2 separate regions of the Homo sapiens genome follow, and region 2 is linked to region 1. Evidence: chromatin contacts called from ENCODE Hi-C or POLR2A ChIA-PET data. All regions are on one chromosome and are shown on one strand. Each heading gives the region's core, a stretch centred on a gene start or an enhancer-like site at or near the end of the contact. The rest is flanking DNA. Distances are from core to core; before and after follow the strand shown. Region 1 overlaps ANK2 (ankyrin 2). Region 2 has its middle 290 kb from the start of ARSJ.

Region 1 (3,067 bases), core at 165-2,664:
TCAGTCTGGAAGTTTCCCCCACCCTACCTTTAAATATACTTCTGTAAAACGGCATATGACTCACTGAAGTTCTTTTACAAAAATGGGTTTTGCACAGCAAATAATTAAACATGAGAAGACATTGAATCTTCTCTGATGCTTTGATTTCCTTAATCAAACCCAAAGTAACACAAGCCCAGAGTTCCTGTAAGTAGAAAGTACAGCACATTAAACAAATGAGAAGGAGAGAGATGATCACACAGACACTCCTACTTTGGAATTATTTTTAACTGTTTTCTTTGAAAAATGTCAAGCATAATTGGTATTTTAAGTTCAGAAGACCTGTAAATCAACCAAGGATAGAAATCAGATCCAGTGAGCTTCCTGTCTCATACCAGATAAGATTTAAATAAAACCTACTCAATTTCTAAATCATGTCTTTTTTGTTTTGTTTTTACTGTAAAAAATATTAAAGCAACAGTAAAGGGATTTTTCAAAAAATGAAACAAAACTCTCCACACACAACTGATTTTGATTTTCCATAGTCCTACCCTGTCTTTATTTATATTAATATATCCATTTAATTTTAAATTCTCAGGCTCTAAGACAGAAAGAAAACTCCAGAGCCAACTGCTGTTCCCAAAGACAGAAAGTATTTAGTGACAGCCATGGCCTCATGGGAGAGAACCAAACCAGTCTTGCTGTGCTGCCAATCCCACTTACCCTTTCTCATCCCCTGCAAGTCCCCAAATTCCTATTTTCTTTCATTTAGTAGTGATCCAAAACAAAAATCCTCATTTTCTTCTTTTGCATAACAAGAACAATAAGAATTTCTTGAGGGCAGAGGCAAAATCTATTTATCCCAGTGCTTAATCCAGTGCCAGGCATATAGCATATTCAGCGACTAAATAAAAACCATAAGAAAAAAAGCAATTTGTGTCTTTCTGTTGGTTTCAAGTCTAGCTCAACTTTTTAAAACCTCTTATTCTCCTGAAATCACAGATTCATGATAAAGAAGAACAAATCACCGTTGCCACATTTAACACTTGTACATTTTATTTAATTAAATCAGCCATTGTACACATTGCAGCTATGTATTGTTAGTGTTGTATTTTTTTTTCCATTAACTAATACATGCCCTCATAGATATATTCAATTAGTGTTATCACCATGGGAACAAGATGCTGATTCGTCAACTGAAAATTCACTTCTTCTCACAGTATTCAAGTTTTTGATAACACAGCAAAAATCAAAATCAAAAAAAGGTGAATAACCATTATGTTGTTACACAGACATCATCTGCACTGCAAATAACACAACAGAAATGCTTTTCTTGAGCTCCAGTGAAGGTTTTGACAAGAAGGCCATAGGGTGTCTCAAAAAGTTTCACCATCGGCCTCTCTTATTTTGGCTGCCAAAGAATGTCTCATTTCCTATCCAACTGCCAAAAAGTGCTAGCATTTGAGGCTTAGGAGATTTGGCTTGTGGGAAACCTCCCTCCCAGGAAATTTTTTCTCTTGGCAACATTACTTTAAATGATGAAGTGCCATTGTTTGTCGCATTTGTTTTTGACATTCGGAGCAATGAGTCATTTTTGCACAACAGGAAAAGACCAGATAATTGGAAAATGTTCAATCCCTGGAGGATAGACTCTGTCCTTTTTTATTTAAATTTCATCTTCATTGAATATACTTTTCTTTAACAAATGACTGATTCAAAATGTATACTGTTTATATGAATATATTTGTGAATATATATATGTTAAAATGCTACACAGCTTCAACCACTAGAGGAATAAGGAAGAGGACATGGAAATTACTCAGATTGTTACAGTCCCTTCTTTGAGACAAACAAACAGAAGTGCACAAATGCACTTAAGAGTTTCCAAGGGAGTGTGGATTTCAAATAAATAAACCAAAAATTTTAACCAAAACCAAATTTTCAAGGATTTCTCAATCTTGTCTGCAAGCTGAAAAACAGACCTAGCTGGAAAGTGAAAAGTGCTCACTCAGGGTAAAAAGAATGGAAACAATTAATGTGATTAGAAGAGGGGTTTGACCGTGGTCTTGATTTTTAAACGCCACATGCAGGTATTAGAGAAGATATAAACCTGAAGAAAAAAAAGAAAGAAAGAAAAAAAAAAAGAAACCACTCCAACATACTGAAGGAGTTTAACCTTTTATGTAGTGGGTAAATCTTGTTTCCAATGAATTATCTACAGTGCAGTGGCCAGAAGAAAGTACCACTGTAAGACAGCGTGGTTTGCTAAAGCAGCAATGAAAACTGGAAAACTACAGTAGTTATAGCTTTTAAAATACCCTGCCAACTTGTCCAAGATCTAAAGACCTGAAGATGCTAGAATGCCACACAATGTAGCTGCCAGCAACTGAATACCCCATCGGTTCATTCTGCGTGGCCTCTGCTCCCTTCTCCCCTCCCTCAGAGTGGCTGTTGGAGTCCTAAGCCATGGCTGGCCAGCACCAGCAATAACTTCTCAGGACAGTTCTGCAAGGCTACTGACCCACCTTTAACTGGGAGCAGTGGCTACTCTGGAAGTTCTAAGGACATAATAGGTTTGAAGTGCTTCTTTTGCAGTAAAACTGTATTATCACTCGATTGTGTTAGCAATATCTTAATTAACCATTGTTCAGCAATTTCTAGAGGCCTTTTATTCTGATGCCCAGTGTAGTTACAATAGGCAGTGGTTTTAATTTTAATATGTTGTTCATCTGAGCATTTCAGCTATATACATTGTACATAGATATTCCTTGGAAGGATTCCTACATAGTGTCACTTGAAGAGGTCTGCAGGTGAAGTTCTTCTGATCAATGGATTTTCATGGATCTTGTGCAGAAGCAAAGAACAATGGAGGTGGCCAGTTCCCAGGTTAGCACAGACACAACAAAGTATTGGATACAGCATCCAGTATGAAGGATGCCATCTTTGGTCACAAATTAGCTTTATAGTTAAAGAGGATGGGGGAAAACTAAAGCAAAATGCCGTATATTTGCTAACAGTGGAAATGTCGGGGTATCCCATTAATTAGGCCAGTTAGGTCACTCCCCTACTGAAACAGGAAGCTGCATAT
Region 2 (3,067 bases), core at 159-2,658, 890 kb before region 1:
GAGGCACAAGCTAAAACCGAGACCTAATCATAATCACTAGAATTGCAAAGAATTTCTGTAGATACTGAACCCTCAAGAAGATAGAGCAGAACTCTCTACTTCTAAAGTATGGGCTACACATAAAAATTTCCTCCAAAGAGCAGAACATAGGAAAGGGGAAGAAAAAAAGAGTAACTTTACAGTGGAGAAATCTGAAAAGCACTATCTCAGCCAGGTCATCAAAGCCAACATCATCAGTGATAAATCATGTTGACAGTATGTACCTTTGATGTGATGTGATAAGAATAACACCTGACCTCTGTAAATTCTTTTCCCAAAAACCTATAATCTGAAACCAGGCATAAGAACTATCTCAGACAAATTCCAATAGAGAAAAATTCAACAAAATACCTAGCCCACACTTCTCAAAACTGCCAGTCATCAAAAATAAGGAAGTCTTTCTGTGCTTGGGTTATTTCACTTAACATAATGATCTCTAGTTCCATCCATATTGCTGCAAATGACTGGATCTTATTTTTTTTTAATGACTGAATATTCCATTGTGTAAATGTACCACGTTTTATTTATTCACTCATCTATTGATGGACACTTAGGTTGTTTCCAAATCTTAGCTATTGTAAACAGTTCTGCAAAATGTACACACCTACTATGTATCCATAATTTTTTTTAAAAAATTAAAAGTTTAAAAATTTAAAAAAAATAATAAACAAAGAAGTCTGAGAAATTGTAACAGCCAAGAGAGCCCAAGGAGATATGACAACTAAATGTAATATGATATCCTGGATGGAATTCTGGAATATAAAAAGACCATTAGGTAAAAATAAAGGAAATCTAATTAAAGTATGGATTTCAGTTAATAACAATGTATCAATTATTTCATTAGTTATGACAAATATACCAAATGTAAGATATGAACAGCAGGAGTAACAAGATATACTATCTTCACAATTTTTCTGTAAATCTACATTTATTCTAAAATTAAAAGTTTATTAAAATTGCCTTAAAACTTGTATGCATAGATAAAACAACTTGAATTTTAGATGTATAGGCCTGAATTTCCTCATTTTATAATACAAGAAACTGACTTCTGGAGGAAATGACTAAACCAAAATCACACAATTCTTGAACCCTCATCTATATTACTGAATGCTGCCACCATGCCTGTTACCTGAGAGATTTCCTAAGTTTCTTGAAAATTCATAGTGTGAAAATCATCAATATTAGTAAATATGTAAGAAGTGTAAAGCCCTTTGAATGTAGCATGTTAATTTGACTTCTTCCTGAAGTATTTTTTGTCAAACTCATTGGATTCAACAAAAACCATAAGTGCTTAAAAATCATGACCTCACCCAGCATTACTCATAAGACAGAACTGTTTATACAAAGTAACAGTACCATAAGTCATGCTGCCCTCTGAGTCAATTTGCTTCAGGAATAACTTTGCAAGACAAGCCTTACTTTCACAGGAGACTTTTGACTAAAGAAAAGACATGAGTGGTCAAAAAATTTCCTGTTTATTTTTTTAAAAATTTTTGGCCAAAAAGAAATAATTGTCCTGGGAAATTGCAACCCAGAGCAGTTACATGGATTCTTTGTAATAATTTATTTTCAGTAGCATACTTTCTTCTCAGTTCATCTAGTTTACATTTCTAAATCCAATACGCCATAATCATACTAAAATCATTGGAACGTGATTTGATGACACAAAATGAAATTGGGTATATTAGATCCCAAGAAATAAAAGAGCTCTTAATTGAAAGCCTTGCAGAACAGGGAACATGCCTCACAGCTTTTCAATACTTTTTTCAATGCCTACTTTGACTTGTTTTAAATACTTAAACTCTAGTTTCCAGAAACAAAAGTAATGAAATAATATGATGCCCCTTAGCCCTATAGAAATATTAAATCCATTTTGCTAGATTAGCCAGTAAGTACAGCATTCAATATTACTCAATTATTTCATCCATCTGTTCAATATGGTAAAATGACCTTCCTAGTCATCTTTCCATGAAAAGAAACAATAGAGAGAAAAATTCAGTAGGTCTTTCAAAGTAAATAGTAAAGGAAACTAATTATTATTAGGCATCATGAATAGTCCTTAATACATTATTTCTCTATTTTGAATTTAAATATGATAGACTACTGTGGAGTAAACAATTTACAAAACAACAACAAAATGTTTTTTAAAACTCTTTAAACAGATGCTTAGTTTTTAGGGTTACTTTGGCTTCTGTTTTTCTTACTCTTGTATGACAGAAATTTTTTAGGGCTTATGTCTGGTGAAAAGATCTTTTAAAGAATCTTAGGTCCATTACTGCATGTGTTATAGTACTCACTTCCTTGGTGATATAATTAAATTTTGAGGTGACTGAGGTGAACGATAACTTCAATGCTTCTTTTAAAAAACAAAAGTAAAAAACTAAATTCTCAGTTCTAAACCTCTGATATTTTTTTCTGGGTCTTTATAAAGCCCATGAAATATTGTGTTTTTCTTTTTTTCTCCACTGGTTGTCTTTCTGTTGACTTTATTCACTGATCTTCTTTCTTTCTTTCACTATCTAGAAGTCTTGATTGTATCATCTGTTCAGTTATTTTATTGACTAACCCCAAACCAATTCTATTGTTTTCCCCTTTCCTTATTTCCCTCATGACTCAATCTGATCACTCCCTCTTTTGTTGACATTATTCCTTTTTTATTCCAGGACCTTCTTTCTTTTAACTGAAAATCATCCTTTAACTTCATAAAGTTCATATTACAGATTTAAAGGCTTAAAATACATAATGTTAACTTTCATTTTCACCTTTCTAAATGAAGGTTCTTAAAAAAGCTCTATGGGCCATTTTTAGTTGATAAAGAGTGTGAAAATATGGTTCATTACAATTTCATGAGTGAAGCAAATGGGATTAATAAACTGAAACTGTACAGGAAAGGAGATGCCCTAAAAGTGACATTCATTGCTTCTTTCATATCACACTAGTGGACTGACTGACAATGCTAAACACTCTTGAAATTGCTAGCTTGCTGGGCAATAAATTTAAACAAATGCAGCACATGATGAGGCTGAAC

The links. A loop is a pair of places that touch in the nucleus more often than their neighbours do. ChIA-PET counts read pairs that join two places held with the same protein, here RNA polymerase II (POLR2A). Pooled maps may share reads with other maps.
Region 2: a loop to region 1 is called in a pooled map, with 2.2 times the contacts of the local background. The contact joins two enhancer-like sites. A Hi-C loop is called at or near these places in 1 of 168 maps with a recorded cell type or tissue (ascending aorta) and 4 of 50 pooled maps. POLR2A ChIA-PET finds 5 or more read pairs at or near these places in 1 of 52 experiments (activated T-cell).

Annotation. Positions count from the first base shown.
Region 1 is chr4:113,381,683-113,384,749 of GRCh38, reverse strand. ANK2 (ankyrin 2) reads right to left here. Exons shown (of 46, transcript NM_001148.6): 46 at 1,014-3,067. Among named protein-coding and RNA genes, the nearest start is that of MIR8082, 230 kb to the right of the region's middle. Within about 2 kb of position 1,414, at least 5 of the 41 ENCODE cell types and tissues checked have a DNase peak (open chromatin) inside an H3K27ac peak, as active enhancers do.
Region 2 is chr4:114,270,797-114,273,863 of GRCh38, reverse strand. No RefSeq gene overlaps it. Among named protein-coding and RNA genes, the nearest start is that of ARSJ, 290 kb to the right of the region's middle. Within about 2 kb of position 1,408, at least 2 of the 41 ENCODE cell types and tissues checked have a DNase peak (open chromatin) inside an H3K27ac peak, as active enhancers do.